Linked DNA regions of Homo sapiens: region 1 is linked to region 2. The links are chromatin loops, found by intact Hi-C in ENCODE. Cell type or tissue: IMR-90. All regions are shown on one strand. Each heading gives the region's core, and the rest is flanking DNA. Links, peaks and the distances in the headings are about the cores only. Region 1 overlaps LOC124904588 (UPF0764 protein C16orf89-like). Region 2 has its middle 11 kb from the start of DRC8.

Region 1 (5,381 bases), core at 119-5,118, 55 kb after region 2:
TGTAACCTCCACCTTCTGGGCGCAAGCAATTCTCCCACCTCAGCCTCTCGAGTAGCTAGGACTGTAGTCACATGCCACCATGCCTGGCTAATTATTGTATTTTTTGTAAAGATGGGGTTTTGCATGTTGCCCAGGCTGGTCCTGAACTCCTGGGCTCAAGCGATCCACCTGCCTCGGCCTCCCAAAGTGCTGGGACTACAGGCGTGAGCCACCATGCCCAGCCTAGCAGTTCTTTTTAGAAATTTATCCTGAGAAAATAATCAGACATGTGGGAAAATTTAGGTTACGAGTATCCCCACTGTGGCATTTCACCATAATATCAGAAAGTTGGAAACAACATAAATGCCCCTCAACAGGGAACGAATGGTTCTATAAACCCACAGTGGCATTGTCACATGATAAAATACTATGCTGCCAGAACCAGTGAAAATATTTACTGAAATATTAGAATTTAGCTTTGGGCAGAAAGAACACAGAAACTGGGAAATGAAATGTTCAGAACTACTGATTATTGAAAAAAACAACAACAAAACTTCAAGGGCTAGGGCCAGAAACACAGCCCTCAGTCTGAAGGAAGATCCTTGAGAAAAGTTGAAAGGAAACTGGGCGCGGTGGCTTACGCCTGTAATCCCAGCACTTTGGGAGGCCGAAGTGGGTGAATCACCTGAGGTCAGGAGTTCGAGACCATCCTGACCAACATGGCGAAACTCTCTACTAAAAATACAAAAAGTAGCCGGGCGTTTGGGAGGCCGAGGCGGGCGGATCACGAGGTCAGGAGATCGTGACCATCCTGGCTAACACGGTGAAACCCCGTCTCTACTAAAACAAAGACCAAAAAATTAGATGGGCGCGGTGGCGGGCGCCTGTAGTCGCAGCTACTCGGGAGGCGGAGGCAGGAGAATGGCGTGACCCGGAAGGCGGAGCTTGTAGTGAGCCAAGATCGCGCCACTGTCACTCCAGCCTGGGCGACAGAGCGAAATTCTGTCAAAAAAAAAAAAAAAAAATTAGTCACGTGTGGTGGCGGGCGCCTGTAGTCCCAGCTACTCGAGAGGCTGAGGCAGGAGAATCGCTTGAACCGGGGAGGCGGAGGTTGCAGCGCGCCGAGATCGCGCCGTTGAACTCCAGCCTGGACAAAAAAAGCGAAATTCCGTCTCAAAAAAAAAAAAAAAAGAGTCCCTGCGAGCCCCCAGTCCCCTCCACCGTGAGGACACAGTGAGAAGGTGCCGTCTCCGAACCGGAAGTGTGCACTCACCAGACACGGAATTTGCCAGCGCCTTCATCTTGGACTTTTCTGTTTTCAGCATTCTGAGATAATACATTTCTGTTGTTTGTAAGCGGCCAGTTATGCTATTTTGTTATAGCACCCCGAATGGACTAAGACTGAATAGGCTGAGACAGGATAAGGATGAGAGGAAGAAATGGTGCCAGGCAGTGGAAATAGCAGAGGTAAAAACCCTGCGGTGGCAAGAAGTCCAATCTGACTGAGAAGTGGGGTGGGGCTGGGAGGAGTCACGTGAGAGAGACTGTCTGGGTGGGCAGGGATCACACCATGCAGGGCTTTGCTGGCCACATTCAATAAAAACTAGGGATTTGGGACTAAAATCAAAAGCATGTCACTAAAAAATTGCTGTTGGTCTATTCTGGTAAGTGACATTGTAAGAGTTCCCCCTCTTCTCAAACTACCTTTTGGGATGTTTGCTCCTTCCTTTCTTCCTTCCTTCCTTCCTTTCTTGAGATGGGGTATCCCTGCTCTGTTGCCTACGCTGGCATGATCATAGCTCACTGCAGCCTCGAACTCCTGATTGCAACCTTCCTCCTGCCTCAGCCTCTGGACTAGCTGGGACTACAGGCATGCACCACCACACCTGGCTAATTTTTAATTTTTTTTTTTTTTTTTTAGAGACAGGGTTTCCCCATGTTACTCAGGTCAGTCTCGAACTCCTGAACTCAAGCGATCCTCCCACCTCAGCCTTTCAAAGCACTGGGATTATAGGCATGAGTCACCGTGTCTGGCCTGGCCTGTTTTTAGTATGTGGTCTCACACGCTTGGGCCACAGTTTATTGGAGCAGAAGTATCTCACTCTAAATTTCTAACCCTTTTTTTTTTTTGAGACGGTCTTGCTCTGTCACCCAGGCTGTAGTGCAGTGGCATGATCTTGGCTCACTGCAACCTCTGCCTCCCGGGTTCAAGTGATTCTCCTGCCTCAGTCTCTCGAGCAGTTGGGACTACAGACGTACACAACCATGTCGAGTGAATTTTTTGTATTTTTAGTAGAGACGAGGTTTTGCTATGTTGGCCAGGCTGGTCTTGAACTCCTGGCCTCAAGTGATCTGCCCACCTTGGCCTCCCAGAGTGCTGGGATTGCAGGCATGAAACTCGCAGCCGGCCTCTAATGCTTTTTTTTTTTTTTTTTTTTTTTTTTTTTTGAGACGGAGTTTCACTCTTGTTGCCCAGGCTGGAGTACAATGGTGTGATCTTGGCTCACCGCAATCTCCACCTCCCGGGTTCAAGCAATTCTCCTGCCTCAGCCTCCCAAGCAGCTGGGATTACAGGCATGAGCCACCATGCCTAGGCCTACCAAAGTCCTGGGATTACAGGCATGAGCCACTACACCCAGCAAATGCTTTTTTTAAAGTAGACTTTTATCAGATGTATTTTATAGTCTAAGAAAGTTATGTCAAGTATTAGCTTTTAATTCTTAAAGAGAGCAAGAATTTACCTTCTATGAACATTTAAAGAACATCTGAACAGGATCAAACTCTTTTCAGATCTAGAGACGACATGAAAACAACCCCAAAACGAGGGTTCAAGTATTTTCCTTTAACAAGGTTTCAAGGAGAAAATCTCTTTAAAAAAAAAAAAAACTTTTATTATCTGATTTGCTTATGTGCTGTTTTGCTTAAAGAATAATACAGTTTGTTGTGTGAGATTAAAAGTCCATATTCGTGGTCATCCTGTAGATTTCGGCTGCAACTCCTTGATCTCTATACCTCATTTTCCTACTCCTTACCAAGGCTTTTTTTTTTTTTTTTTTTTTTTGAGATGGAGTCTCCCTCTGTTGCCCAGGCTGGAGTGCAGTGACACGATCTCCACTCACGGCAACCTCTGCCTCCTGGGTTCAAGCGATTCTCCTGCCTCAGCCTCCTGAATAGCTGGGATTACAGGCACCTGCTACCATGCCCAGCTAACTTTTGTATTTTTAGTAGAGACGGGGTTTCACCACATTGGCCAGGCTGGTCTTGAACTCCTGATCTCAGGTGATCTGCCCACCTCGGCCTCCCAAAGTGCTGGGATTACAGGCGTGAGCCACTGTGCCCGACCCTTACCAAACATTTTAGGTGGCCAAATGCTTACCAGAGGTAAATGACTACATATAAAATATTTGTGAGATTTTCTGATGAAGTTTGAATGTCTCCTTTAGACCAGTGGTTCTCAGTCCGAATGATTTCGCTTCCAGGGGACATCTGGTAATGTCTGAGATGTTTTTGATGGTCACAACTTGGGAAGGTGGTCCTTCCTATATAGTGGATAGAGGCTGGGGATGCCACTGAACATCCTATAAAATACACAAAACAGGCCGGGCGCGGTGGCTCACACCTGTAATCCCAGCACTTTGGGAGGCCGAGGCGGGTGAATCACGAAGTCAGGACTTCGAGACCAGCCTGGCCAACATGGTGAAACCCCATCTCTACTAAAGATACAAATAATTAGCCGGGCGTGGTGGTGGGTGCCTATAATCCCAGCTACTCGAGAGACTGAGGCCGGAGAATCACTTGAACCCGGGAGGTGGAGGTTGCAGTGAGCCGACATCTCTCCATTGCACCCCAGCCTGGGAGACAGAGCGAGACTCCATCTAAAAAAAAAAAAATAAACCACACATGACAACACCCCCTTCCCTGCCCAACACCAAAGAATTATCTGGTGCAAAACACCAATAGTGCTAAGGTTGAGAAACCCTGTTATAAAGTAAAGAATGAGCCAGTGATCTTCCATGGAAGGGGTGTTATTTCTCTCTCTCTCTCTTTAATTTCCTTTTACACAGAAATACCATAAGATTTAACAAAAACAAAAACATTATAAGGATTCCAATTATATGACATTCTAGAAAAGGCAAAACTATGATGACAGTAAAAAGTTTGGTAGTTGCCAGGGGTTAGTGGGAGGGAGGGGTGAACAGGCAGAACACGGAGGATTTTTAGGGCAGTGAAACGACTCTGTATATTATTGCACTGGTGGATACGTGTCATCATATACTTGTCAAGACTCATAGAATGCACAGTACCAAGAGTGAACCCCAATGTGAACTACGGACTTTGGGTGATAATGACTATCTGTGCAGGTTCGTTGATTGTTCGTAAGAATGTGCCACTGTGGGGCACTCTATGTGTTGATATGGGGGAGTCTGAGGGGGAGGGGTGGGGAGGAGGCATCTGGGAACATTGCTTTCTGCTCAGTTTTGCCCAAACAGTGCTAAACAAATTGAGTCTATATAAAAAAAAGTTAATTGGAAAAACAAAACAACATTTCAGAAACATGGTGGATTTTCCGCTGTGAGATGTTACTTGAGAAAAAAGGATTTAAAAATTCACAACTAATGTTTATAACAAAACGTATCTTTCACTACAAAATTCTGAAAGTTGTGTCATTGCTAAAGACGAGCTTCAACTGTCAAGGCTGGGTAGAACAGCAGTTACCATTTTATGGTCCCTGGAACACTAGTTCTGCAGGATGTTAACAGGCCTTGCTTGAAGGAAAGTGGGAAATCCAGGTGTCATTTTTTCTGTTTTTGTCTTTTTCCTTTCTTGAAGAACTGCTCAGGGCCTTCCAGAGGTTACTGTTCATTGTAAATCCCTATGGGGGTTTATTGCAGGCAGCATTTCCCAAATTTCTGTGACCATAGAACCCTTTCTTTTTAATTAAAAAAAAAAAAATTAGGACTGGGTGCAGTGGCTCACGCCTGTAATCCCAGCACTTTGGGAGCCCAAGGCGGACGGATCACGAGGTCAGGAGATCGAGACCATCCTGGCCAACATGGTGAAACCCCGTCTCTACTAAAAAAAATACAAAAAATTAGCTGGGCGTGGTGGCACGCGCCTGTAGTCCCAGCTACTCTGGAGACTGAGGCAGGAGAATCACTTGAACCCGGGAGGCAGAGGTTGCAGTGAGCCGAGATTGTGCCACTGCACTCCAACCTGGTGACAGAGTGCGACTCCATCAAAAAAAAAAAAAAAAAAAGGTAGATTCAAGGGGTATATGTCCAGATTTGTTACATGGATATACTCATAATGCCGAGGTTTGGGCTCCTATTGAACCTGTCTCCCAAACTGTGGACACAGGGCCCCCAGGAAGTGGTTTTTAACCCCGTCTGCCTCCCCACTCC
Region 2 (5,381 bases), core at 123-5,122:
ACAGTTTGGCTGGGTTTTTCTCTACACTCTTCCCCCACCCTTACCCCCCGCCCCGCCTTTTTTTTTCAGGTCAGCTATATTTTCAAGGAGGTAAGGGAAGGTGTGAGACTTGGAAATGAATAGTGGTGACAGGAGTGAGAAGTTAGAAAAGGAAGTTATTTTTAGGAAGGCTTGGATGGAAGGGAAAAGTGAGTTGCATTTGGGGCATGGAGCTAGGGGAAGTCAGGCCAAGGGACAGCTGGGTAACTGTTGAAGGGTTTACTTCATTCTCTAGTGCCTCTCATTTCTTACATATTCGTAATCCTTCCTCACCAAGTAGTAAAAGGAAGGCAGGCACAAACTCCTGGGGGGGCTCTTGTTCATTTTAGCCTCCCTCTCCAGTCTTGGAGGGGGACGATTCACTCGGCATTCAGAAAATGCTTCTGGAGCACCTACTAGGTGCAGGACTGTCTTCTAGGTCCAACAGGGAGTACACAAACCTGATAACTGCTCTGCAGTTGCTGAGGTCCTTTTACAGCTGGTAACAATGACCCACAAACTTGAGACACTCACCCACCAAAACTACATTCTCCTTCAAATAGTATACAGCATGTATACTATGCCCTCATCATGGCCACAGCATACCCAGCAATGGTTTGTATCTACCTTTTTTGAAAATTATCAACTGGCAATCCAAAATGCCATAGAAGTGTCATCAGAATAGACTAATAGTATCTTTCCCAGGAGACAAGTGGTGAGGTATTCCTATTTGTAAAAAGCAAGGGATTAGGGATTTAAGTAATTTGGCTAAGTTTATTCACTAAGTTATTTTATTTCGGTGCCTTAAGTGGGTCTCAAGGCCTTTGAATTTGTAGACCTTTAAGTAGAATATTAACTAGAAATTTCATACTAGTTGTGGCTTATTTGAAACCAAATAACTAAACCTAGCACTTTATTTTTTTGCCTTGATCGTACGTTTTTCATGTTATATGATTAGGGCAAATACAATTTTTTAAAAAAAGGATATAACCAAGAATTTAATACTTTTAAAACTAATGGCAACAAACACAAAACCTTCCCTAAATCATCTTAAAAAACCATGCCTATGCAGAATTGAGGCTCCTGTATAGCTTCTTTTTAACGCCTTTCTCTTTAAAATATGAGTGCTCATAAGACTATGACCCTGTCTTTCTTTGTATTGTTATTGTTTAATGATCACTTTAACAATGAACGGCAACGATGGGAAAGCCAGGCCCTAGACACCTGGATTTTATTTCTATTTTTGCCCCAGTGTCATTTAGGAATGTTAGGCCTCTACGCCCCCCTTTCTTTAAAACGGGTATGACATTTTTACCACTTAATACTTATGCTTTGAAATCTTAGGATAATCATTGTCTATTTTCCGTAAGTATCACCTAGTAATAACACTAATAGAATTTGGGGATCAGCCGGGCGCGGTGGCTCACGCCTGTCATCCCAGCACTTTGGGAGGCCGAGGCGGGCGGATCATGAGGTCAGGAGATCGAGACCATCCTGGCCAACACGGTGAAACTCCGTCTCTACTAAAAATACAAAAAATTAGCCAGGCGTGGTGGCGGGCGCCTGTAGTCCCAGCTACTCGGGAGGCTGAGGCAGGAGAATGGCGTGAACCCGGGTGGCGGAGCTTGCAGTGAGCCGAGATCGCGCCCCTGCACTCCAGCCGGGGCGACAGAGCGAGACTCCGTCTCAAAAAAAAAAAAAAAAAAAGAATTTGGGGATCAAAAATGTGAAATAGGATCACTGTGTTGATAATGTTAAGGGCAAATTTCACTTCCAATCCAGGGCCTAGACACCTACATGCCCTCCATATCTGTACTAAACCATAAATGGGCCAAACTGTCCAACCTTGACCGCTCCTGGCCCTTAATGCTTCATCATAGTCCGTAGCAAAACACTATTGCTAAGATAAAGTAGAAGAGAGTGATCTCAGCTAGACACATTCCTATTTTTAAAGAGGACTATGCTTCAATATCATTCTATCTTTGCTTTTACTATTAGACTTTATCTTTAGAGCAGATTTAGCTTTACAAAATAATTAAGCAAAATGTAGAGTTCCCCTATACCTCCTTTCTGCCTGCCTCCCCACCGGTCTCCCCTATTAGTAACATTTTAAATTAGTGTAGGCTGGGCACGGTGGCTTTTGCCTGTAATCCCAACACTTTGGGAGGCCGAGGTGGGCGGATCACGAGGTCAGGAGTTTGAGATCGGGCAGGCCAACATGGCAAAACCCCGTCTCTACTAAAAACACAAAAAATTAGCTGGGCGTGGTGGTGTGCACTTGTAATCCCAGCTACTCCAGAGGCTGAAGCAAGAGAATCACTTGAACCTGGGAGATGGAGGTTGCAGTGAGCTGAGATCACACCATTGCACTCCAGCCTGAGTGACAGAGCAAGAACCCCCTCTCAAAAAAAAATAAACAAATGAATTAGTGTAACCCATTCTTTTTATTCTATAACACTCACCCGTGCACGCACGTATGTGTGGGTGTGGTCTTGGACTTCAGGCCTCAGGCAATCCTCCCACTTCAGCCTCCTGAGTAGGTGGGACTACAGGCACACACCACTGAATCCAGTTTATTTGATAATTTTTAAATAATTAGAGAGAGCTATTGCTTCCGCAAATAAGAAAATAAGTATTTTAGTGAGCTTAAGCAGTCAGACCTATTAGCTACCAACAGAAGAATTACTTTGGCACCATTTATACCCAAACTAAAATCATTGTATTTGATAGGAATGCTTATATTTAAATAGCTGTTCAGCTAGTTGGGGGCATAATTTGCAACAAACATGGTAAAGAAAGCCCTAAACTTTTCACACTAAACCGTAGACTGAGGCTCTACTCCCAACTCTTCCCTCAGCTGGTGACTTTGGCTGAATCTCTGTGGAACTCTGAGTTGGATTAGAAAATCTAAAAGAGACCTTTCCAGTTCAAAATTTTATTAATTGATTAATACTTTGTTTTCCAAAGTGAGTGGAAGGCTATTTTATGTGGCTCATGATTTTAATTTATTTATATAGTTGTTTTTATTTTAAGGTATATTTAAACATCTGCCTCAAACTCAGATTTCACAGATATCATTGCTTACGATGAGACTATGTTTTAAAAATTGGACAATTTATGTCAAATTAAAGAAAATGTTGGTATCTAATAGTACAAGTAACATGGACCTGACAAAAATCAGAAGTGAAGGGTGGCTAGGTACAGTGGCTTACACATGTAATCTCAGCGCTTTGGGAGGCCAAAGGCAGTAGGGTGGCTTGAGTCCAGGAGTTCGAGGCTGCAGTAAGCTATGATCATGCCACCGCACTCCAGCCTGGGAGGAGACAGAGAGAGAGAAAAAAGAAGTAAAGTGTATTAGTTCATTCTCGAATTGCTGTAAAGAACTACCCAAGACTGGATAATGTATAAAGAAAAGAGGTTTAACTGACTCACAGTCCAACAGGCTGTACAGGAAGCATGGCTGGGGAGGCCTCAGGAAATTTACAATCACGGCAGAGGGTGAAGGGGAAGCAGCACCTGTGATGAGGCTGGAGAAAGGGGAAGAGGGAGCAGGGGGAGGGACTACACACCTTTAAACAACCAGATCACGAGAGAACTCACTCACTATCACGAGAACAGCAAGGGGGAAATCCACCTCCATGATCCCATCACCTCCCACCAGGACCCTCCTCCAACATGGGGGATTACAATTCGACATGAGATTTGGGCGGGGACAGAAATCCAAACCATATCATAATGTATAACTGAAAAAATTCAGGAAATACTGGATTAATTAATATATTCATCCATCCAAGACATCCATCTCCACGTCGAAGAGAGCTGTGTCCCAGAACTCTTTTTTTAAACCTAAATAATTTGGCTCAATTAATGAACAAGTACCTTGGACTCTACAGGTGAAAGAAAGCACAATAAGAAAAGTATTCGGTTGGTGCAAAAGTAATTGCTGTTTTGCCATTAAAAGTAATGGCAAAAACCGCAATTAATTTTGCACCAACCTAATACTATATCAGAGAAATGCTTGCAAGTTAAGTAGCACAGACCAGGAGCGATTAAATCTGATTCCAAAATCCCTCCAACAGTTCCTGAAACTAGACAAAGTTTACAGGGCCAATTTGCAAATAAAGAGAAGGGCTGAATTAACCGGTCTTAACTTTTTTCATGGTATAACAATTTCCTTATATTATGTGGCATATGTAATCTGACATATTAACCATGAACTTATCCAAGTATTCAAGTTCATCCATAGCTCTTTCCTAAGTAAAATGCTGTCATGATTCTATCTTTAGGCAACCTTATTCCCTGCAGCACCAACTGGCCTTGCATCTGGGAGGACAGCAGAAATTTCTTTTTACATTTTTTCATTATTTATTTATTTATTTTATTGAGACAGGAGTTTCACTCTGTTGCCCTGGCTGGTCTCGAACTCCTGGGCTCAAGCGATCCTCCTGCCTTAGCCTCCCAAAGTGCTGGGATTACAGGTGTGCTCCACCGTGCCCAGCTTAGAAATTTGACTCTTATTTCCATTTGAGATTTCCTTCCCTTACCTCAAGTATCTAAAGCATGTTTTGTTTGTTTGTTTGTTTTTGTTTTTTGTTCTTTTTTCAGAGACAGAGTTTCACTCTGGTTGCCCAGGCTGGAGTGCAATGGCATGATCTTGACTCACTGCAACTTCCACCTCCCAGATTCAAGCGATTCTCCTGCTTCAGCCTCCCCAGTAGCTGGGATTACAGGCATGCGCCACCACACCCGGATAATTTTTGTATTATTAGTAGAGATGGGGTTTCTCCATGTTGGTCAGGCTGGTCTCAAACTCCCAACCTCAGGTGATCAGCCCATCTCGGCCTCTCAAAGTGCTGAGATTACAGGCGTGAGCCACCGCGCCTGACCAGCATGTGGTGTTTCTTTAATCCTCATGTGGACCATATAAGGGCAAAAAGAATAATGCGTCTTATTCATCCTTATAAGCCATATACCTTTGTTCAATGTCGGAAACAAATACTTGTTGAGCCAAAAATTTAGATAACTTAATTATGAATAAAGCATGATCCGCTTCTGCCGAACATACACTTAAGATATCAGTCATTTGCAAGTTTCATATGTTCAGTTTTCTGGATTTTTCCGTGTCCTAACCATAAGAAGTCAGAAGGCAAAGAATTTGGAGCATATGTCTCAGTTCCTCTACATGAGTTACAATATAGTGCCCTACCCCCTCAGCTCTTTTAGAGAGTGGACAGCAGGCACTACACGTAAACAATTATTTCTGCGGTGTGCAAAGCTGTCATTGCGATACCTGCTATTTGATGCAATGTCCTGTATTCAAAGATTCCTTTACTAATCTCCTATTTAAGTTTGGGCAGTCTTCA

The links. Peaks named below come from ENCODE experiments on the same cell type or tissue, not always from the same donor. Only the 100,000 strongest peaks of a DNase experiment are listed, where the experiment ranks them.
Region 1: it touches region 2 in a loop (5-fold over the local background); 17 of 110 quality-filtered maps call a loop at or near these places.

Annotation. Positions count from the first base shown.
Region 1 is chr1:244,900,528-244,905,908 of GRCh38, reverse strand. The region is part of intron 1 of LOC124904588 (UPF0764 protein C16orf89-like); the gene reads left to right. Among named protein-coding and RNA genes, the nearest start is that of HNRNPU, 39 kb to the right of the region's middle. In IMR-90, for the core only: no CTCF peak of the experiment used is centred there; no DNase peak of the experiment used is centred there; H3K27ac peaks cover 219 bases.
Region 2 is chr1:244,955,923-244,961,303 of GRCh38, reverse strand. No RefSeq gene overlaps it. Among named protein-coding and RNA genes, the nearest start is that of DRC8, 11 kb to the left of the region's middle. In IMR-90, for the core only: no CTCF peak of the experiment used is centred there; no DNase peak of the experiment used is centred there.